Regions from separate parts of the Homo sapiens genome. Here region 1 is linked to region 2. Evidence: chromatin loops called from intact Hi-C (ENCODE). Cell type or tissue: sigmoid colon. All regions are shown on one strand. Each heading gives the region's core, and the rest is flanking DNA. Links, peaks and the distances in the headings are about the cores only.

What was found. A loop is a pair of places that touch in the nucleus more often than their neighbours do. Peaks named below come from ENCODE experiments on the same cell type or tissue, not always from the same donor. Only the 100,000 strongest peaks of a DNase experiment are listed, where the experiment ranks them.
Region 1: a loop joins it to region 2, with 1.9 times the contacts of the local background. A loop is called at or near these places in 2 of 110 quality-filtered maps.

What each region holds. Positions count from the first base shown.
Region 1 is chr6:111,354,357-111,366,113 of GRCh38, forward strand. REV3L (REV3 like, DNA directed polymerase zeta catalytic subunit) reads right to left here. Exons shown (of 32, transcript NM_001372078.1): 15 at 10,909-10,988; 16 at 9,497-9,622; 17 at 4,466-4,658; 18 at 2,658-2,769. Among named protein-coding and RNA genes, the nearest start is that of SLC60A2, 100 kb to the left of the region's middle. In sigmoid colon, for the core only: a CTCF peak has its summit at 7,481; a DNase peak (open chromatin) is centred at 7,503.
Region 2 is chr6:111,562,303-111,574,059 of GRCh38, forward strand. TRAF3IP2 (TRAF3 interacting protein 2) reads right to left here. Exons shown (of 9, transcript NM_147686.4): 5 at 10,593-10,681; 6 at 5,322-5,390; 7 at 4,142-4,258; 8 at 663-737. It also overlaps TRAF3IP2-AS1. Among named protein-coding and RNA genes, the nearest start is that of TRAF3IP2, 38 kb to the right of the region's middle. RefSeq lists a silencer at 31-231 and enhancers at 2,097-2,769, 2,934-4,133, 4,013-4,062. In sigmoid colon, for the core only: no CTCF peak of the experiment used is centred there; DNase peaks (open chromatin) are centred at 2,559, 3,306, 4,649 and 6,309; H3K4me3 peaks cover 638 bases; H3K27ac peaks cover 4,475 bases.

The sequences.
Region 1 (11,757 bases), core at 2,579-10,578, 210 kb before region 2:
TGAAAATAACTTCGTCTCAGATAAAAAGCTGTCTATTTTTATAAACTGCTACAGCTCAGAAATGACTGCTGAAAAAAGTTACCCTGCGCTTCTCAGATTTATTTCACAGATTTTGTCCCTTTAGAAGAATTGTAAAGTTGTTTCAGGCATTTTTTCAGATATATTACATATATATTTATTTTTTGACCCGGAGGATGTTTAGTCTGGAGGATGTAAGAGACTCTTTTAAAGCTGATAAAACACCTGTTTTCAAGTTCAAAAGCCAAAGGATTCCATTTTTCCTCTCTAAAAACATTTGGAGACAATAACAAGGTCTTGATGACTTGTTCTTCAATTTCTAGTGGGTTTTATTCATTCTATCAGGTTTCTGAAAGTTACAGAAAGAATAAAGTTGGGTAGATGGGATTAGTGGTGAAAACAACCCAAAACTGTGGATAAAATAGAAGCAGAAGAAATAGGTAAATGGTTCCATTTGCTTAGGCAGAAAAAAGCTGCTTCACAGTTAGTATTTTAAGTAACTCACTACCATCTACACACATGACAGATAAGGGTACTCTAGTAGAGGCAAGGGGCACGGAGGGGAAGGAATCATCTTGAAAAAGAATTCTGAGGTTAAATGGATATGATGTAATATAAATGTAATAGCATTTAGGGAAGAGGAAAAGGGAAGAATCATAGTTATATTTAAGTTAGGGAGACTGCGCAAAGTGAAGTTAATAGTCCAAGGAAATACAGAAAGAGGAAAATGATTGTGACAAGATTATAGATGAGGTTTTACTTGTTTAATATCACTTTATATTACTTTTCGTGTTTGTCACTTGAGGAAGTCAATATTAAAAATGGAAAAATAAAGATATATTTATTTTTATATTAGTACCTAGCACTGCCCCTTACACACAGTTAACATTTATGTACTCACTATGTGCCAGACCTGAGTTTAAGAGTTTTATGTGTATTATCTACCCATTTTACAGATTAGGAAAACAAAGCTGAGAGAGTTAAGCAACTTATTCAAGACAGAAACACAGTGCTGGCTGACTCCAAAGGCTGTGCTGAGTAGGTACACAACAAATAGGGTGAAAGAATGAAATAATCAATCTTTTTGCAGAGTTGTTTGGACTAATATATAAAGAACACTATAGAATTGAAAAGTTGACATTTAAGCATTTTTCTTTTTATGACAGTTTTGTTTACCCCATTTTCCTTAATTACTAGTACATTTCATTTTATGGACATTTAAGAAAGTTATTATACTTGCAAATGACTAACAAAATTCTCAATGTTGGCAGGTAATCCTATCATTGGGAATATACCCAACAAGGAAAAGGCAAGCATACAAGCCCAGGGACATTACTGGACATGTGCTGGTACACAAAATAGTATTGACTGAAACTCTTACATATTTCTTTCTCTGAGTTGCTTGCAGAAATAAAAGAAGTGTGGATACTGAAAGCATCTGACATGTTGATGACAACCTCTGTGAGAAGATAAAAGGTAGGACTGACAATGACAAGACTCAAATAGATGGGAATCTATCTAGTCACCAGTGCTATAAATAGTAAAAATACTTTTTTTCCTTCAGAGTCGTGGGTAGTAGCATACTATTTTTGATGCTCTGTCATTTAATTTTGTTTTGTAGAAAACACATGTTTTGGTTTTCTAATTCTCAGAATGGTTTATGTTAACCCATCTGGGATTCAATCTGATGACAAGTCTGTAGAATATCATCTTAATTTTTCATGTAGAATACTGATTTAGTTTTTATAGGATGAAGTTCAACTATATAAGCAAAACAAAAAAGGGTGAGTATAACAACATGCTCATGGACAGCTTTTATCTGTATATCAGGATCCAAAGAATGTCTTCTATCTTGCTTTAGGCATCTAAAACCCTAAACCTAGCAATGGGCAGAATCCTTAAGTTTCTACAAAGTGAAGCATTTAATAAGAGAGTCCATGGCTACCAAGAGCTACACTGTTGAGAAAATGCAAATTATCCACTTAATGATTTTATTTTTAAATTAAAATATTTTTGTTAAAAATTTTTTTTCATAAACTTGGACAAGATTCTACTATCGGACTGAGGACCGACTACCAAATGGTCAAAAGAGATTTTTTAAGGAGCTCTGTGCACAAGAGTATGTAATAGATAATCCTACATTTATGAACAGATAAATTTATACAGAGAATGCATCCCAAAGCTTTTTGAAAATATTGGCTTGTTTAGAACTCAGAAAACTTTAAAAAAGAAAAAACAAACCAAAAAAAGGTACTGAAATGGTGGCTGGCTCCCAAGGTAGAAACCTAGTTAATGAATAATACAATGGAACTTTATACAGTTCTCCATTATTTCAGCACCACAGAAAAACCAACCTCAAGTACAACTGGGAAGTTAGTTAGAGGCTAAACAAATATTTGTCTTTCACTGGCCCCTCAATCTTGAGAACAGAACACTGCTTTTCCTATCCCTTGTCTGATGAAAATAGTGATGGTGGTGGGAAGTGAGTATAAAATCTTCCCAAGAGTAACTCTGCTTTCAAGGGTCATAGGAAGGGATTCGCTTTCTTCCTACCTTTACTTTTATCTTCACTATTATCTGCAATAGCATGAAACGACTCTCTGAATAAAACTGGAAAAATCAGATATACAAAACAATACCTCTTTATTATATTTGCAATTTCATGAAAAAGTGCCTTCTCATCAGCAGCATAGGTGACTTCGAGTCCTGTAATTCCAGATCTAATAAGTAATGGAGTCTGATATCTGATATCTAAAAAACAAACAAAATGTCTATTATATATAACATTATATAATAATATACCTTCATAATATAAAAGTAATATTATCCTCTACTTTTAAGTAAAATTGTACTACTGAAATATTTCAAATTAAGAAAACATCTCCCCAAGTGAAAACATAACTAACTCAATGTCTTTAAAAAACTCTCAAAAGATTTTTTAGTTTAATATACAACTGAAAATTCAAATTTTGTATTTTCAGCTATTCTCCTGAAAAGGCTGCATTCATAAAATTCCCTAGAAAATAACATATCACTGGCTGGGTGCAGTGGCTCACGCCTGTAATCCCAGCACTTTGGGAGGCCGAGGCAGGCGGATCACGAGGTCAGGAGATCAAGACCATCCTGGTTAACATGGTGAAACCCCGTCTCTACTAAAAAATACAAAGAATTAGCTGGGCATGGTGGCGGGCACCTGTAGTCCCAGCTACTCGGGAGGCTGAGGCAGGAGAATGGCGTGAATCCGGGAGGCAGAGCTTGCAGTGAGCGGAGATCGCACCACTGCACTCCAACCTGGGCAACAGAGCGAGACTCTGTCTCAAAAAAAAAAAGAAAATAACATATCTCTTGTGAAGAAACTGTATTACTTTGTTTCTGTCTTTACTCTTCCTAGCAGGAGAGCTTTGCTTAGCACAGGACATTTTAATCTCTGGTATGATGAAAATGCTTAACCACCACTTCTGCAGGAAAAAAAAGAAAGCCTTAATTTGTAGTGCTGGCCTATTTCATGATGTAAGGACCCCTCCCCCACCCTATGACTGATTTCCAACTGCCAAAGTGACAGCAACTAGTTTGAAAAATTCATGAAAATCCAAGAACTGGCTTGTGAGCTGGTATGTGTCAGCTCAAGCACATCACTGAATAAATTGCAAATTCTTAATATGGTTGTATTCTGTGCTAAGACTTCCTCCTCAGTGGACTGAATTCACTTGTAATGGTGACCACTGAAAGCTGCAGAGGGACAGTAGGTATTTTATAAAATGCCTTATATGGCATTCTATATGAAGAACCTCTGAACCAAAAGTATATTATTTAGAAAGAAAGATAAAGAGATATAAGCAAAGTAAGAATATATCTTAAAAGTATCTTATAAACCATTAACTTATAGTGGTAAGATAAACCCTCTATCAGCAGGAAAATACCTGCATATGCATACATAAGGAAGACTGTGCACCTAATCTAGGGATACATAATAAGGTGGACTCTGTATTAGTAGTAAGTATTTTTATAAAATAATACTTAGAACAAATTATATAAGATAATTATAAATATTAAGATCTTTATATTGCATTGCTTCTGACTTAAAAAATGAATAAATAAATGGGGTCTTGCTATGTTACCCAGGCTGGAATGCAGTGGCTATTTACAGGCACAATCATAGTGCACTACAGCCCCAAACTCCTGGGCTCGAGCAATCCTGTTGCCCAGCCTCCCAGGTAGCTGGGACTATATATAAGCAGGCACCACTGTGCCTGGCTGCTTCTGACTAATCCAAGTAAGAATAATAAATCTAGGACAAAGTTATACACAATCTCCTACCCCTACCTCAGCAAACATTTTAGAAAAGAGTCATCATGCTTGCTTAGATTAGATCTTCAGCACAGGAATTCCCCATTAAAACATTCACCCTAGAGTGGGCAGGTATATCATTAATAAAAATGGACAATACCTTGACTGAAAACTGTCTTGTCTTTATCAATCACTATTACACCTGTGAGTTCTGTTTTTTCTGTATCTGGCAGTGGAGTGTCAGATGAGATGCAGTAGAACAGAGCACAGATTGGGTCAAATTCAGGATCCGGTTCTAAGTCTCGTCTAGTTCGAGCATGCAACTCCACACTGATTAGGGTAAGATTTTGTATCTATAAAAGCAAATAAATACTATGTTTTTAAAACATTTTTTAAAGACATGCTCAAAGAAGTATGTAAGGCTCTAGGGAAATATGTATGTAAGATTACAGAAAAAATGGACATAAAGGACAAAGTCACAGCTCAGCAGCACTCCATATATTAAAACGAAAGATTTTTAATCCCAAGATTAGATTAAATCAATTCATGATGTTATTTCAGAAAATCTGCTCTCAATGACAATATTTAGACTATTTTTCTCAAATATATGCAGGATCTCTCAATGCCTGTTTGAGAAAGAGAATGACTAGTCCAAGTAGTTATACAATGAAACCAAAGTCTGTCACGTTTTACTCTTCATGTAGTTAGCTAAACTATATAGTTTTACCTGTAGTTTAAAGTAAAAAGAGAGCTTTTTTAAAATTCAAATTTCCTACCAATTAATTCACTACTACTTGAGGGCTACTTAAACTTAGACTTTTGCATACACTAGGCAGATTTTTAATTATAGTTTTTCCTGAAAAAAAAAAAAAAAAAAAAAAGAACTGTTATGGTATCAACTACACAACAGCCAGATTTTTACACATGCACATTTTCTCTTTAACATATAATGCAAAAAAGTTAATATTTGCTTTTCATGCTTATTTTTCTATGCCAATATAAACTTTTAACTGTAATTCTTAGTTTTCTTTCTAAAATCAAGACAGAGTAAATAAGAAAAACAAAATATAGGTTGAATTCATGATTATAGCTAGAATTATACCTCATCTTTTTATCATGTACATGTACCTGGCAATGGAAAACAGATTCCTGTTTCAATATTGGTAATTATTCAGATCATATAAATTTAACAAAGGATTTGTGTTTTGTATTATCTTGCATGCAAACTGTTGAAGAAATGTAAATTCAAGTTTCTCACTAGTGACAGGAGTAGAATTTGGTAAATCTCTATCAAAATTAAAATCCATTGATGTGGCAATCCTACTCCTGAAAATTTATCCTAGAGACAGATACACTCATACATGTAGATAAAATATACACAACAAGGATGTTTACTCGAGAATAGCAAAGACTGGAAAAAAACTAAATGTTTACCTGTTGGGGACAGGTTACATAAATTATGTGGTATCCATAAAGGATACACACAATGGAATATTCTGTAACCTTTAAGATTTTCAAGGGAATGAGGCAGATCTGTATGTCCTAATATAAAAAGATCACTATAATACACTGATACATGGAACCAGTAAACACAGTAAACTTCTATACATGAAAAAATGGAAGCACATGCATAGAAAATTTCTGAAAAGTGACATAAAAATGCAGACATACTTATTGCTTTGGGGGAAAGAAATTGCTAGCCTAAAGTAGGAGGGAAGCTTACTTTTCATTGCAAATTTTTTTGTCCTGATTGAGTATTTTTGGTATATATACTATTGCATGTGCTCATTGTAAATTTGTTAAATAATCTTTTTTTTTTTTTTTTTTTTTTAGACACAGGGTCTCTCTCTGTTGCCCAGGCTGGAATGCCATGGTGTGATCATAGTTCACTGCAGCCCTGAACTCCTGGGCTCAAGTGATCCACTCACTTCAGCTTTCCTACTAGCTGGGACTATAGGTACATATCACCATGGCCAGCTAATTTATAAAAACTTCTGTAGAGATGGGGCCTCACTATGTTGCTCAGGCTGGTCTCGAACTCCTGGCCTCAAGCAATCCTCCTGCCTCAACCTCCCGAAGTGCTAGGATTACAGGTGTGAGCCACCTTGCCTGGCCACTAAGTACTTTTTAAAATATAAAGAACATCAATTATGCATGTATAAGGCATAATAATAAAACAAATACAAATCTACCACTTTCCTCAGAAACATATACTGCTGTTTCTACTTTAAAATATTAGTATTAAAAAAAAAATCAAACCACATGAAATGGAGAGCTAAGGGAAAAAACTTTTACTTTTAAATGCATACTCTTCAGAACTTAATTTTAACAATAAGCATGCATTAATTTAGTAAATAAAAAATTTTTAAATGGAAAACTCCTCCCACAAACCCAAATAAAACAAAACAACCAGTTTCATTAGAAAGGGATGAACATATGAGGCCGGGCACGGTGGCTTATGCCTGTAATCCCAGCACTTTGGGAGGCTGAGGCAGGTGGATCACCTGAGGTCAGGAGTTTGAGACCAGTCTGGCAAATGTAGCGAAACCCCGTCTCTACTAAAAATACAAAAATTAGCCGGGTGTGGTGACGCATGCCTGTAATCCCAGCTACTAGGGAGGCTGAGGCAGGAGAACTGCTTGAACCTGGGAGGTGGAGGTTGCAGTGAGCTGAGATTGTGCCATTGCATTCCAGCCTGGGTGACAGAGTGAGACTATGTCTCAAACAAAACAAAAAAAAACAAAAAACACACACACACAAAAAAAAAAACAAAAAAAAAAAAGAAAGGGATGAACATATGAAAAGACATGAAGACTCTGAAAACAATTTTAGGTTAAAAGGGTCTTAGAGGTTGATTTTTGTTTACTAGATCAAATTTTCACACTCAAAATTTGCATTTCTATTCCTTAATAACAAAATGCATTACTGTGCTTAGGGGGTATTTTTTTAAAGCAAACTATATAAAGACATGGCTTGAGAGATTTAGTGAGTGTGACTAGGCAAGAGGCAGGTGAGAAGGGGGACAAAGATTACAACCCTTGTCTTCTGCACTGAGTACTGATGTGCAGAAGAAAGAGAGATTATCCTAGGGTAATGGAAACAGAGGGAGAAAATGCCACAAGCATAATTTCCTAGAGAAAGGAAGAGAACAGTATTTTTTCTTTGGTTTATTCCCTGTTTCAACCACCGGGCGGCAGTTTGGAATGTGCCTTGAGATGAGGAAAGCCGGTTATCGGGAGGAAGAAGCTGTCAGAGCAACCAGTGAGACCTCCAGAGTGATTTTAACTTCCAGAGGGCCCATGGTTCTGAAACAGGGTTACCTAGGAAAATGTAGAAAAGCGTACTTTTCAAATAAGAGAATAATCAAATGTAACATGTCTTTTTGCTATGGTCTATCAAATTTGCTTTAATACATATTTTTAAAAAAGTTTTTAAAAATTTGCTAATTTCAAGTTTGCATTTGATGGTATGTATTACTGAATTTATCACTTAATTTATCTAGGCTTCAGGGGCTAGTATAGACCTAGGTATAAAACAGAAACTGAATGAATGCTGCTGAATGAGAAAAATGTGCAAATGAATAAATGAGGGAGAGACTATGTTCCAATCTAATTCTAAAAAAACATAATTCTCAGTTCAAATGTGAAGAACAAAGGAGGACAATATTAAAATTTTTCCCTCAGTTTATGTTAATCTAATCTCTAGAACAGTTTACAACAGAATTGACTTGAGAAAAAAAACCACACTTAAAAATTGAATTATAACTTAAAGGTGGTTACTAATCCTCTGCTTTAAAAGCAAAGACATAAAGTGACTGTATAAAACTAGCATTGTCCAATAGAAATATAATGAAAGTCACATGTAACTTAAAGTTTTCTAGTAGTCACATTTAAAAAAATAAAAATAGGTTAATTTAAAAACACTTTGATCTGATCCAATATATTTAAAATATTATCCTTTCAACATGTAATCAATATTAAAATTACTAACAAAATATTTTAAATTATTCTTTCCATGAAGTCTTTGAAATGAGTATGTACTTTATCCTTCTAGTATATCTCACTGTGCACGCTAAATTTTCTACAGAAATACTTGATCTGTAATTTCATACAACTTAAGAGTAAAAAATAGTATTACATACCTAAGTCGTTCCAAACATACTTTGAGTCAACTATGTTTTAAAATCTAAATTAAAATTAAATAAAGTTTAAAATTCAGTTCTTCAGTTGTATAAGCCAAATTTTAAGTTCTCAATATCCATGCTGCTAGCGGCTACCATACGACAGCACAGGTGTAAACAATGAAAACATACTCCAATTTCTATCTTACTGCCAGTCAGATATGTGCTTTGAGTTTGTTTTCTGCATACAAATAAATTTACAGTGACCCATTCACATATTCTTTCCAATGCATACTGTAGCTGATGTATATTTTTGCAAAGTCCTAGTCTTTGGCAGGCAGCCTGTGCTGTGAAGATAGCTGGATTAAGTAGAGAGTATATGAGTGAATGAATTTATCCTCTTTTGTAGCAAGCTCTAATCCACTCAGCCAATCAAACAGAAAATACAAGTAAATATCACATTTCAGATGTGACATAACATCTTAATATAATAATCCCCAAAATACAGACTTACTTCTTTTTTTTGTTTTTCCCCAAAGAGACAGAGTCTTGCTCTGTCTGTAGCCCAGGCTGGAGTGTAGTGGCGCAATCACAGCTCACTGCACCCTCGAACTCCCAGGATCAAGTGATCCTCCCACCTCAGCCTCCCAAGTAGCTGAGACTATAGGTGCGCGCCACCATGCTCATCTAATTTTATTTTTATTTTTTGGTAGAGACAGGGTCTTCCTATGTAGCCCAGGATAGTCTTAAACTCCTCGACTCAAGGGATCATCCCACCTCCACCTCCCAAAAATCTTTTCTTATTTTAATGTCCATAAGCTGAATTTCAGTTATGAGATTTGTGAAAGATATGAAATCACAAAGCAGTCTCAGCAACTTAAATGCTTTAAGTTTATGTATTGTACATAAACATGTAAATATACAAAATAGTAAAATGAGAACAAGATGAAGATTAATAGGATAGAATTCAATATACTCCTCCCTTGTTAAAAAAATTCCATACTTGTTTTATAGAATAAAACAGGAGTTAAACTGAACACAATGTATGTGTCCTTACTGTTGCAGTTTTACCTCATGTAAAGCTTTTGCCTCCTGTAAGTTTTGTATGCTGACTTTGAAACCGTAAGTATTGTTTAAAGATGGTCCATCAATCTGAGAAGTTTCTTTCTGTGGGGTATTTACTGCTGCAAATTGATTCTATAAAAAAAAACACACACACACACAGCCAGAAAAAGATACATGAGCAATCATTTTTCTTTTGATTACTTATTCTCAGATAATATGCTTTATGTGTTTAGTAATAAATGGTAAACTAATATCATCTCTAAGTTCAAGAACAAACTGTATTTTATTAATGTTATTTTCATGCTAACAAAGATATCAGAACTGGATACATGTAGAAATATAAGCAAACCATATGTTATCTCTCAGTTCAGAAGCCCTCAATACTGAAAATAACAGTTTTGTAGGGAGTTGACATTTATACCACATGGACATTTATCTTGACCTTTCTTGGAAGTAAGAAAGACAAGCAAGCAATCAATATATTTCCAACTACTTTGGCTAAAGTTTGTAAAAGATTTGAAATACTGATTTGTATTTTACTCTAATATAACATGTGTCTGAAAGATGAATTAAATAAAACAATGTAATCTTCAAAGATTCAGAAAAAAATGGAATCTTTCCATTTCTTACAAAATTATTTTTTCTGATTTCTAAATCTATTAACTGTTTTCCCCAAAGTGTTATGTTCACAACACACTGATATAGTATTTTTTAATATATATAGCTTGTAATTCAACAGTATTTTATAAATGAAAGTTTAAAAAGTTTGATAATCTCAGAAATATTAAAATATATTTTATGTAGTTAATGACATTTATAAGAAGTGGCCAATATATAAGTGATTTCTAGCATATATTTCCAAGGATGTATGTCTAATGTATACTTCTTTCACATAACCATATAATTCTAAGTTTTGTCATATTTTTAGTATTTGAATAAAGACATTTGTGACTTTCCAGAGTTTCAGTAGTAAATAATGTTGCTTTCTTTTACTACTTAGTAAAATAAATTTTAAAAAATCAATAAGGTTATATTTTAGAAAAAAGTAATAAACCAAGAAAAAGGATATATTTTTGGTGGGATCAAAAATCACTTACTTGAGCTCTGCTGTCATTGGATTGTTCTGATTTTGCCAGTAATCAGTTAATGTATTTGTATCCTCATAATCCACATTTTGGCTATCATATTCACTTTCTCTGTAATATTTGTATTTACATATAAGAATCTTTTAGATCCCAACATCAAAAAAAAAACTAAAAAAAGGCAAATTTTTGTTGTCTCAAAGATATGCAAATAATGATGCAAAAATTTAAGTAACCAAAATTTTTTAATTGAGACAAAGTTAACAATTATCTAACTGAAATCTAGGAAAAAGACTGGCTCTTCCACTGATCTTTAAAAATGTTTAGTATAGTTACCTTTGCTTGTGTTAACAGTACTCTTCTAAGAGTGTCAGTATTACTTCCTTTCTTATTACTCAACTTCTGTGTTTTTGGTTCTGTAGAAAGAAATTTAATATTTAACATGTATATCAAAATTACCTGCTTCTGGTTTTTAAAAAACCTTTTGTTGTTCCAAACACTTAAGTACCACTTGTGGGTGCTGTCCTATGAATTCCCCCCAGAATTTCATAATTTAAAAATGAAATTCAAACCTCTGATCCCAACCAAAATAACATTTTGACATTTTGTATTTTAAATGTTTATGTTTTAATTACTGAATTTTATACCTCAGTCATTAACCTAGAGAACTGTTTAATTCATTTATTCACTTATTTATCAAGTATCTATGATGAGGAAGAAAAGACATAATCTCTGCCCTTGTGGGGTCTAGAGAGAGAATCAGACATTCATCAAACATACTAGAAAAATAAAATTATAACTGCACTAATACAACAAAGGGGAATATAATTGGGAATTTTTATGTAGTCAAGGAGATTAGGGAAGGTTTCCTGGAGGTAAAATCTGAAGAGAGTAGTAACTAACTAAGAACAGAGTGGGGATTTTTCCCTGATTACTGTGCAAAAGAATTGGAAGTTACTAAGAGTAGATAAAATGGCTGGTGCAGGAGCCCAGGCAAGAGATGATGACAGTTTGGCCTAAGGTTGTGGTGGAAGAAGTACAATAAAGTAGATAGATCTGGGTTACTTGGGAGATAAACAAGTGATAAGGCTTGGTTAGGGACTAGAAACTACAAGGTGGGTAATGAGGGAATGAGGTGAGTGTTAAAAATAAATTCTATGTTTCTGACTTGTGTAACTAAGAAAT
Region 2 (11,757 bases), core at 2,136-10,135:
GGAACAGCCAGCAAAAACCATACACATCTTGACTTTTATGTACAAGAGATAAGAAGTATGACATGAACCTTCTCTTTTTCTTTCTTGAGTTAAAACAGAAACTACATCTTTGTGTGCAACGGTTCTTTGAACAATTAGGACAGCAGTGATCCTATCAGATAGCTTTAAAACCCTCCTGATTCATACTGCTGAACTGAGTGGTACAACTTGTTGATCTTTCTGGTAACATTGTTATCTCTAAGGATTGATAAAGAATTGATGGCAGACATGGTGGTTCATATCTGTAATCCCAGCACTTTGGGAGGCTGAGGCAGGCAGATCACCTGAGGTCAGGAGTTCAAGACCAGCCTGGCCAACATGGTGAAACCCCATCTCTACTAAAAATAAAAAAAATTAGCCAGGCTTGGTGGCAGGGACCTGTAATCCCAGCTACTTGGGAAGCTGAAGCAGGAGAATCACTTGAACCCAGGAGGCAGAGGTTGCAGTGAGCCAAGGTCACGCCATTGCACTCCAGGCTGGGCAACACAGCGAGACTCCATCTCAAAAAAAAAAAAAAAGAAAAGAAAGAAAAAAAGAATGGACAAGGTTTTCCATTTAAAATCCCAGATGGCAAAGCAAACCAAAGATTGAATTATGAGGATTTTGTTTCTTTGTTTGTTTACCTTCTTAGCATTTGGGAAGAGCACAGGGATGAATCTGAAATTCATGCTTCCTTGTTTTATGAACTCAATCTGCATCTGAAACCAAACAAATGTGAAGGTTTAATTTCAGGAATGAGGATGAGGAGTTAATGGTACCCATAATCATGCACGTCCACATGGCATTTTTATTCTGATTTCCATACTTGAGTGCCACACACTTAACATTTTAAGGCCTCCCCATTACACATCTATTCCATTCACTCATCAGTCGTTTATTGGAGGCCTGTTAGAAGTCACATTCTATGTCAGACTTTGGGTTTTAAGGATTAGGATACCTTCCAGGGTATGCTGGAACTGGCTTGCAGCAGCTCACAAAAGCTTGTTGTGTGCATCTCTTCCTAATTCTGTGTTCAGTGACTTCACACTGATAGCTTGAAATTGGCGATGGTATTGGAGAGTATTTATACCATGGAAATAGGTAAGTGCTACAAATCAGGAGAGCCAGCTTAGCAGAACACCACAGATACAGTCCCTATCTTCACAAAGCCAGCAGTCTAGTGAGCAGGCAGAAAGGGAAATTACCAACCAGAGTGCCGGGTGAAAAGTATTAACAATTGCTCTAGAAGCCCAGAATGGGGGCCATCCATTCTACATCAGAGATTGGAAGGACAGTTACAAAAGAGGGTTCATTTGGGCACTGAAAGAAAAGATTTTGGTCAAGTAGGGAAAACAGAGGCAGAGGCAACAGCATGAGCAAATGTCTGGAGGTGTGAAAGTGTGTTGATGTGGTTGGGACCAGCTACTAATGCACTGTGACTAGAGCACAAGATGGGCTTGGCAGAGAGGGGATGTCAATTGCGAAGAGCTCCATCTGCCAGGCTTTAGGTTCCTCACACCAGTTCCAATATGCTCTGACACTGTGGTAGCCCAAGAAGATTTAGCTACCAAGAACTCTCTCAAAAATCAGAATTTTCAATAGGAGGGGAGTTAGAGTCTTCCAAATCCTGTGACCAGCACAAAGCTTTCAGTCATCTGATGAGAAGGAGACGAGGAATTATGTGTTTCCAACCATTTCATCTTCCAATTCATTTTTATAACTGAGAAGTTTTCATTGTGCATGGAAATAACAGAACAGAGAAGAAAGTGACAGTGGTGATAGCTGGTTATTGAAATCACCATAGAAACCCCTCATAAACACACACTCTCACATAGTTGCATACGCACACACACACACACACGATCACACAACACACACAAATCCTCCACAAGGTGTTTTTTCGGAACCACCTCTCTCTAAAAACCATAAGATAACACCAAGAACATATTTTAAAATGACCCAAGTACTGTGCAGCTAGAAGCACCCACCACACCAGCACCGAGTACACATGAAAGGAAGGGGATGGGGTGCATAAGTTACAAGTGAAGCACTGAGTTTTGTTTGACTTCTAGGACTCCGTATACTGTGAAGTTTGGCTTGTGCACTAGGCTGCCCAGCCTGTGGAGGGGCCAGCCAGCAGCAGTGCATTTTTATTTTCTCTCACCCTTCCAGAAACTGAGTTTCTGTAAACTAATTCACTGTATGATGCAGTTACTCATCAGTACCTCTGCACTACCTCTGTCATGGCCAAGTTCTTGTTGTTCCAGGGTTTTCTGTTGCCTAGAGGGGTGCAGGAAGTCAGCCAGGCAGTCAGGAAGGCACTTCTGTGTCTGACCTCTTCGACCCCTTCTATGATGAGTAAGGGCCCAAGACATTGTGGCCCAAGAAACCAAGTTTGGCGACAGTTTGGTTCCAGTTGGTACAGTCAGACAAGCTCTGAGGCCAAGCTGTGTATTACTGCCTGGCTACACCACACACCCACAGAGCTAGACAGGTTTCCTTAGGAACTGGCTGAGGCCTCGAGCCCTTCCCACGCACCAGCTGTCAGCTTCTGGGACTGGCAGGTTCCTAGAGATGCAGACAGGACATTGGGTGCTCTGAGGCCATGCAGACATGCATCAGACAACCAAGGGCCGGCAGCACCCCGAGCCAGCCATGACCTTTTCAGGCAGTTTACTCCCAGGAATGATACCTTTCCGGGGCACTGTACAAGGGCTGTGAGACTGGTTGAGACCAGAAGAGGAGGGAGCCTTATCTCCTGACTCCCTGGCCTCACTTTTTAACCTCATCACCTTGCCTCGGCTCTTCCTTCAGTTTGGTTGTGAGCTCACGTGAGTGGTCTGCACTTGGTGGAAAGGGAGACAGAGACCATGAAGACTCAGATGGGGAATACCCACCCTCCTACTTTCCCACGCTGCTGACCCACAGGACAGACCTGGGACCTACATCTGCTTCCCCTGAGGTAAAGCTGTGTGCCCCGAGACAGCCTGACTGTGCCCTCCCCATCTTCCCATCTTAGTGACACTCTATGCCCATTCCAGGTGCCTTCCCCCTCATGAAGTGTTAGAGCTGAAATGGAGCTTATCAGTTCTAGTCCAGTGATTTTCCAAGCCTTTTTAAATCTCAGAATCCTTGGTCAACAAACAAGCCTGAGAAGTACAGACCAGCTCTGGCTGAGGTAGGGGTGGGAGGCGCAGACCCAGCCCCTCCTCCAGCACATATGGGCACCCACTGGGAACTCCACAGGACAGCCTGAAAGTCACAAGTGTAGCACCGCCTCCTAGTCAAGCAGAAACTGTCTCACAGCGTCTCTATAATCACGGGGAGAAGGAGGATTCGTAGCCCATAAAACAGCCAGTTCCAACGCTGGGTGATTGTTTCGGTCAGAATGTTCTAGTTTTATCCCATGCTGGACAAGTTTAATATCCTAAATGTCTCCCACTTATTTGAATATAACCAGGCCCCATAGTTCCCCACCTGTCATGAGCTAAGAACACTCCCTTCCCTTGTTTGAGCATCTGATATGCACCAGATATTTTGAAAACATTATTTCATTTCATCTTCACGACAATCCTGTAAGTATTAGTGACCCATTTTGTGAATAGGGACATTGAGGCACAAAGAGTTTAAGCAGTGGGGCCACGGTCACACAGCCTGTACATGAGGAAGCCAACTTTAACCAGGCCCACATGATGCAACAGCAGGTGTCCCTTTCACTACGCCACCTGCCTTTCTGAAAAGGTAGGGCACAGAACATGATACAGCTGCAGGGGCCAGCCCTCCTCACCACCCCGTCTCCTGCCTCCTAGGACTTCATAGTTGCTGGTAAACAGCCAAGCCAGCAGAGCACGTCTTTCCAGAATCTTGGATCCTAGAGATGACAGATTGCTCTCCCCTTGCAACTGATAGGAACAACTGAGTCCCAGAGGTGCAGGGACTTGCCCACAGTCCCTAAGGTAGATGGAGCCAGAACCAACAGCTCCTCTCCTGACATGGCAAGCCTGGAGCTCTTCACCCAGCATCATGCTGCCTTCAGCTGGTCTCTGGGGAAGAATGGGACTTCCCTGGACAAGGTATCCATCCCCAGGGGACAGTGAGGTGTTGTGATCCCCTCCCCACTCACCATTCGATGAATGTACTTAGTATGTAAGCCATGCTCATCCTCGTCCAGCTGCGACTCAGCGCCTTCCACGTCCTGTTTGTATTTGGGGCTGATTGCTACGATTATCATCACGGTCTTCTGTTAATGAGAGGGAGAAAGGCATGTTTATGGAAGTGTACCAGCAGGACTGTGGGCATTCTCTGACACACGGGGTGGAGGGCCAGGCTCATTCTCCATAGAAAGAGAAGCACTGGCCCCCACTCAGGCAGACTCTTATCTCTGCTTCTCCCTTCTGTCTCCAGCCCAGCCCCACCTTGAACATGCAGAGCAAATGGCTCAGAGAGGGGCTCTCTCAAATAGATGTGCTTTTGCCTACCATTTTCCACAACCATCACTAATAAACCTCTAATGAAAGCCCGAATCACTGAGTGAGTCTGTGTCGTGGCAAAAAGGCACTGCAACACCAACAGTAAGAAGCACCCTCCCTCCCTCCAGCTGGTTCTGAGCTGCCAGTCACTGCACTCGACTGCCCTGTCTTCTGCGTGTACACATTAGCACAGTCAGTAGGAACAGACCCTTCAGCACAAAGCAAACATCAGGCTGCAGACAAAAGGAAAAGTGCAACACCCCAGCCTGCTGAGACTCCCGTCCCCCACTGGCTCCCTCCAAAAGAAGCAGCCGACACGGACACGCTGGCAGCAATCAATTTCGATCTTGTTAAAGCACAACGTGTCCCAGTGGCCGGTATAGATTCTGTCAGTGGAGAACAAATCACGGGGCTGCACGTGGGCACCTCGGGGGTGGTGTGCTGTGCAGCCTGCGAGGCTGCCTAGGAAACCTCTTCAGCCCAATTCTACAAAACACTTGGGGTGGCCTCAGATTAAATTGAATTCTGCTGCTCTCTCCCCACTCTCCGCCTTCATTTCCTTCTTTCCTATTCTCGTCAAAAGATTGTTTCCTCTGATTGTTATCAACCACCTGTGTCTGGTTTGACCGTTATTTCCTGCCTGTGCATGTCCAAGAGGGCGACTCCGTCCTTCCTTTCCAAGTCTTTGCACGGCTTCCAACAAGGGAGGCTTTGTTGGGGCTTTCTCAGCTTCAGACTTAGGTGGGTATGCCAGGGTTTCTTTAATAAAACAACTTCATAAGCTCATTGTCTTTCTCACCAGAAAACAAACTCTGGTTTTTGGAATGTACTTACATCCCTAAGGTAGCGCTCCATCCATTTAATGATATCAATGCCTCGGATTCTATCCTCAAATATGTCAATCTGCAAAAAAAAAGATGTGGGAGTTGGCCCTTAATGAGAGGTTCTCTCAAGATGCAGAGCAGAAGAAAACACAATACTATATACATTTAAAGCTCCAAAACTTAACTAATGCTTTTTGCAAGAAGGAGCACATAGGTCTAAAAAACAAAATATAATTTTCTGAAAATATTCCCTATTTCAACATTAGTAGGCATTTAAGTAGTTAATGTTATGTCCATAATTAGGATATTGTGATACACATCAAAATATATCTATGGCTACACAATAATCAGGTTTTTAAAAATCTGAGGGACACGGTATACCACTAAGTTGGATATAAGCCAGCAATATACATATATTATATATCTGTAATTTAGACATTTGAAAGGCAAACATAATTCTGGAACATTTTAATGGATGTGTGGCATACAAGTAACTGAGATACAATTGTGGTGCTTTACTTGCATTAGTGAGGTCATTATTATGGTATTATGTACAGTTTCAATCTATATGTTTCAAAAGGATTGTATGAAACTTGGAGCAGAGCCAAGGAACAGTCACAAAAACAATTACTGAAACGGTAGGGAAGAGGTTTATGATGAAAGTCAGAAGTAGAACTCTTAGGCCTTGAAAAGACTGATATTTACTATCAGCATTCAAGTTTTTGAAGGGATATTTTAAAAGGAGAAAGATCAGTTATTTTTTATTTTATAAGAAACCAAATAAGAAGGCCCTTCTTGGGCTCAGGCTTATACTGCAGAGTGTGTGTGTGTGTGTGTGTGTGTGTGTGTGTGTGTGTGTGTGTGTGTGTGTGTGTGTACGTGCACGTGTGTGTTTACGAGATGCTCTTGATGGGAAGAGGGATTATATACTGGAATGGGTGACTCAGGGAGAGTGTCCCTGGGGAGGGGTTACGTGATTCAGCTGCACTGCTCCCAGATTACTTGTCCTAAATGTCATTCCAGGCCAGGCACGATGGCTCATGCCTATAATCCCAGCACTTGGGAGGCCGTGGCAGGCAGATCACTTGAAAAGCCATCCATGATCCATCCATGATCCAGCCTCGCCATCCATGATCCAGCCTCGCCTCTCTTTTCCTCACATATCCTGTCTACTTTACTCCCCACATTGGAGTCCCCTGTACCCTAAAGGCACAGCACAAACCCCCCTGCTCTGTGAATCCTTCCCACATGCCAATCTCCTCCTCTTCCTCACTTCACCTAACTCTACCCCATTGTGACCACTAATGATACTGGACAATTAACACGTATGATAACATTCTTTTATTCAGGACATGTTTCATTTATGTCTGCTGTGTCTCTTCAACCTGATGCTAAGCCTCCTACGGAAAGAGACCATGCCCTGTGTATACCGAACTATCACATACATAGAGTACAGAGTTCAGAATATGTGTCTTTACATGAAAAATGGAATGGCTGTTATTTTGGTTTAGATGACTCCTGTTTTCAAATGTGTGATGGCCAACGACTACTCTTGAGAACGCTTTTGTAGCTTTCTGAGACTGTGTCACTAATCCATTGCTATTATATGGGAGAGAAGCAATATAGTGTCAGGGTTGAGAAGAAACGGACAGCTTGGGTTCTGTCTTGGCTTTGCCACTTCCCACCTGCATGACTTTGGAAATGTTACTAAAACTCTCTAAATCTTATCTTCACTTGTAATATGTAGTTAATAAACTGACTTCCTACGGTGGTTGTGAGAACTAAAATGAGTTAACATGGAAAAGGCCTATCATAATGCCAGGCAGGAAATAAGCACTCAGTAAATGGTGATAATTGGCCGGGCGTGGTGGCTCACGCCTGTAATCCCAGCACTTTGGGAGGCTGAGGGGGGCAGATCACTTGAGGTTAGGAGTGTGAGACCAGCCTGGCAAACATGGTGAAAACCCGTCTCTACTAAAAATACAAAAAAAAATTAGCTGAGCTTGGTGGCAGGTGCCTGTAATCCCAGTTACTCAGGAGGCTCAGGCAGGAAAATTGCTTGAGCCTGGGAGGCAGAGGTTGCAGTGAGCCGAGATCGTGCCACTGCACCCTAGCCTGGGCAACAGAGCAAGACCCCGTCTCAAAAAAAATTAAATAAATAAAAAATAGTGATTATTGTTATTATCCAAGCACTCTAAATTATTCCCAGCTACTGTAGTGGACATCCTGGGTGGTGCAATGAGCTGGATATCTTCCATTTGTTTCTCCAAGTCTCTCCCAAAGTCCATAGCTCCTGTTATGATCATTCCTCCACACAGCTACTATTATGGGCTGAATTGTGTTCCCAAAATTCCTATGTTGAAGCCCTATCTCCCTACCCTACCTCAGAATGTGACTGTATTTGGAGACAGGACCTTTAAAGAAGTAATTAGGATAAAAAGAGGTGATATGTATGGGCCCTAATCCAACAGAACTGGTGTCCATAGAAGACGAGATTAGAACACAGACGTGTCCACACAGAGGAGAGACCATGTGAGGACAGAAGGAGAAGACAGCCTCAGGATGAAATGAACCCTGCTGAAACCTTGATCTTGGACTTCCAGACTCCAGAACTGTGAGAAAATAAATTTCTACGCTTAAGCCACCCAATCGGTAGTACTTTATAGGAATCCTAGCAAACTAATATAGCCATCCTCTTCATCTTCCAGTAAGAATTCCTTCTTTGACTCTTTAGACCTAGGGGCAGTAACAACTCCCTGCTTTTGCTAGTGCCAGAATACTGCACTATCCCCAATAAAATTGGACTCTCTAAAACCTACCCAAAGCTTTGTAATAGGCCCCTTATTACACTCTCCTTAAATTACTCATTAAGTGTTTCATTCCACTAAGGGGATCTAGATGTGTCAATAATAACTTAGCTGTCCAGGACCGGGCTCTGTGATTTCTACCACAAGTCTTCATAGAGATGAGGGTCAGGGACAGATTTAAATTCTGCCTATGTGGCCCCTGGTTGTGAAGATAAACAAACAAAACCTAAGCTCTCCTCCAGGGGCAATCAGTATGTGTCTTTGGAAATGACAAAAAGTAAGATCTTTTCTGAAATGCTGGCCTTATGTCTTAGTATTTATTTATATTACAGACCTGGTCTTGTTATATTGCCCAGGCTGGCCTCCAACTCCTGGGCTCAAGTGATCCTCCCACCTCTGCCTCCCAAGTAGCTGGGACTACAGGCACGCACCACCACACCCAGTGTAATTTGATTTTATGTCACAGTTGCCACAGTGCTTTCTTTTTTTCTTTTTTTTGGAGACAGAGTCTTGCTCTGTTGCCCAGGCTGGATTGGAGTGCAGTGGTGTGATGCCGGCTTACTACAACTTCCACCTCCCAGGTTCAAGCAATTCTTGTGCCTCAGCCTCCCAAGTAGCTGGGACTACAGGCGCACACCACCATGCCAACTTTTTTTTCTTTTTTTTTTTTTTTGAGACAGAGCCTTGCTCTGTCACCCAGGCTGGAGTGCAGTGGCGAGATCTCGGCTCACTGCAACCTTCACCTCCAGGGTTCAAGCAATTCTCCTGCCTCAGCCTCCCAAGTAGCTGGGACTACAGAAATGTGCCACCACACTCGGCTAATTTTTTTGTATTTTTTGTAGAGATAGGGTTTCACTATGTTGTCCAGGCTGGTCTTGAACTCCTGACCTCAGGTGATCTGCCCGCCTCAGCCTTACAGAGTGCTGGTATTACAGGTGTGAGCCACTGCGCCTGGCCATAGTTTGTATTTTAGTCGTGATGGGGTTTCCCCATGTTGCCTAGGCTCGTCCCGAACTCCTGAGCTCAGGCAATTTGTCTGCCTTGGCCTCCCAAAGTGCTAGGATTACAGGCATGAGCCACCACGCCTGGCTGCTATAGTGCTTTCTTATACCAGAAATGAGAAAGGGAAATATTAGTCTCTATATAATTATGGAGTTGGATTGTATAAGTTGTATGCATTTTTTAAAAAAGAACTTTCATTTTCATTTTTTAGAAAATTGTCTTGGCCGAGTGCAGTGACTCACACCTGTAATCCCAGCACTTTGGGAGGCCAAGGTTGGCAGATCATGAGGTCAGGAGTTCGAGACCAGCCTGGCCAACATAGTGAAACCCCATCTCTACTAAAAATACACACACAAAAAAATTAGCTGGGCATGGTGGTGGGCACCTGTAATCCTAGCTACTTGAGAGGCTGAACCTAGGAGGCAGAGGTTGCAGTGAGCCAAGATCACACCACTGCACACCAGCCCAGGCAACAGTTCTAGACTCTGTCTCAAAAAAAAAAAAAAAATTATCTTATAGAATAAAGAAAGCTTCAAATAAAAACTCCTGTTAAACAATACTAAATAACTTTTAAAATTGATATTTAGTTACTAAGTATCCCTCTTTACCCATAGACATTTATATTCATAGATATTTCCCTTAATTTTTCACCACTCTCTAGAATTCACTAGAAAAGGCCTAGAAGAGGGCTCTGGAAAGGAAAAGAAGTTATCTCAGTGTTTGAGGAAAGCCAGTCCCCTGAGTAGCATCATGTGGTACTTTATTTATCATAGAGAAAAATTTACATGGCTTTAAGCTGTACTGTGTCAAGGGACTGCAGGGGGACAGGGGCAGTGTGTGTTTCCTGAGATTTCTGGAGCCAAGATCACAGTGGGCTTGCAGGGCTGGGTGAGGTCAGCCTCCCCTGGAACTGGATTAGACCAGCCCCAAACCTGGCCAGTATCACCCATCCAGAAGCATCACTGCGTCAAGGTATGAAAATGGCAGCTGTGCGCAATGGGGGATTCAGGCTGCAGGATTCTACTTCAAACCTCATAACCCAGTGCAGAACAAAAGGTCCTTGTTAAATAAGCAGGTGACCATGGTGAAGCCTGCAGCTTCCTGCATCATGGGAAACTCAGACAAAGTGGGCATGATTGGTGAGAAAGGACAAAGGTACAAAGTGCAGCAAGAGCCCGGCGTTTCCTTCAGGCCAGGGGCCGCTGCATATGTGGTCAGCATTAGCACTGATCTTGCTGTTCAGAGGTACTTGGGGTCACTCAAACAGCATACAGGAAAAAAATGCTGGAGACTTCAGATAGCTTAAAATCTAGAAAATTATTACCTAAATCTATAAGCATTCAATGCATAATCACATAAATCAAATAATATCATTTAAAACACCAACAGCTATTACACTTTTTCTTCTGCTGCTTTTCTCTCCATTGTACTCACTATAACTGTTCAGTTATCTATTTGGACAAAATACTTACTGCAGTTTGGAAGCCATTTACCAACAAAAAGTTCACGAATTTCACCACCTCCATAGCTGTGTCCATCGAATAAGTGATAAAGACTTTCCCTAAGAGAAAATTTTTACATTTATTAGAAACTGATCAAATTATTCTATTGTAAACAAACTTCTAAATTATATGCAATATCTTTTGTCCTTCTAGAATAATAAGAGGAAACCTTGGGCTTGGGGTGCTCTAAGAGCTTATGCCTACGTTGTATGCTGTCCTCAGGGCACAGCTCCTCAGGCCCAAAATGCCAGTGGGTCTGTCCAAGGGAGTGCAGACTGCTCAGCGTGAATGGAAATCAGAGCGACAGAGGAGAGCACTGGCAGGCTCAGACAAGCCTAAGGAAATCCACCACCCAGAATCCGCGAGCCCTTAAGATCAGGCATGACTAGTTTCTTAGAGACACTTGGCACTGTGCCCAAGGAATACTCTCCCAGCAGGCAAAGAAGCTAAAACTTGCTAAGGGACCACCCAGCAGTGTCTTCTTTTGATCTCCTGATGCTCTCTGCTGCCCTGAAATCTCGCTCTTCTGACAATAGCAAGTGGGAGGAGAGTGAGAAACTGGTTCCCCGCTCCCTTCTTCCCCGCAATCCACTCACTTTTGCAGAAAGGCCAGCAAGTTTGGAGTAGACCAAAGCACAGCTCAGATATGTTAGTAAAAAAACACTTCAGCAGCTTGAAGAAGAGACACTGCCTCTGGGCAGTCCAACATCACAGACTCCATCACTCATCCCTGGGTCAGCTTAGAGCAGCAGACAGTACAGTTTGGATAAGCTTTACCCAGTCAGGATGAACCAGTGTTTTCTCAGGCTAAAGTCTTGGGGAAATTGTCTGACTAGCATTTTAATGTGAAAGCTGAATAATTACTTTGTGTTGGCTTTTAGTCTGGAATGGACCACTTAAATCTCAGGAAGCCCTTGGGGCAGAAGATGGAGAAGAAAGGGGGGCTGGAGAGAAAATACGAGTCTGTATCTACACTGAGGTTTTTTGAAACACACCTCCCAAATGGAAGTGTGTATAATGGTCATATTAACTCACTTAAGCAGCCAGATATATAGATGGCACTCAATTTTCTTCTGAACACCTAACATTCACCCAATTGTTACGTATTTGAGGACTTCCTTTATAGATTATGGTA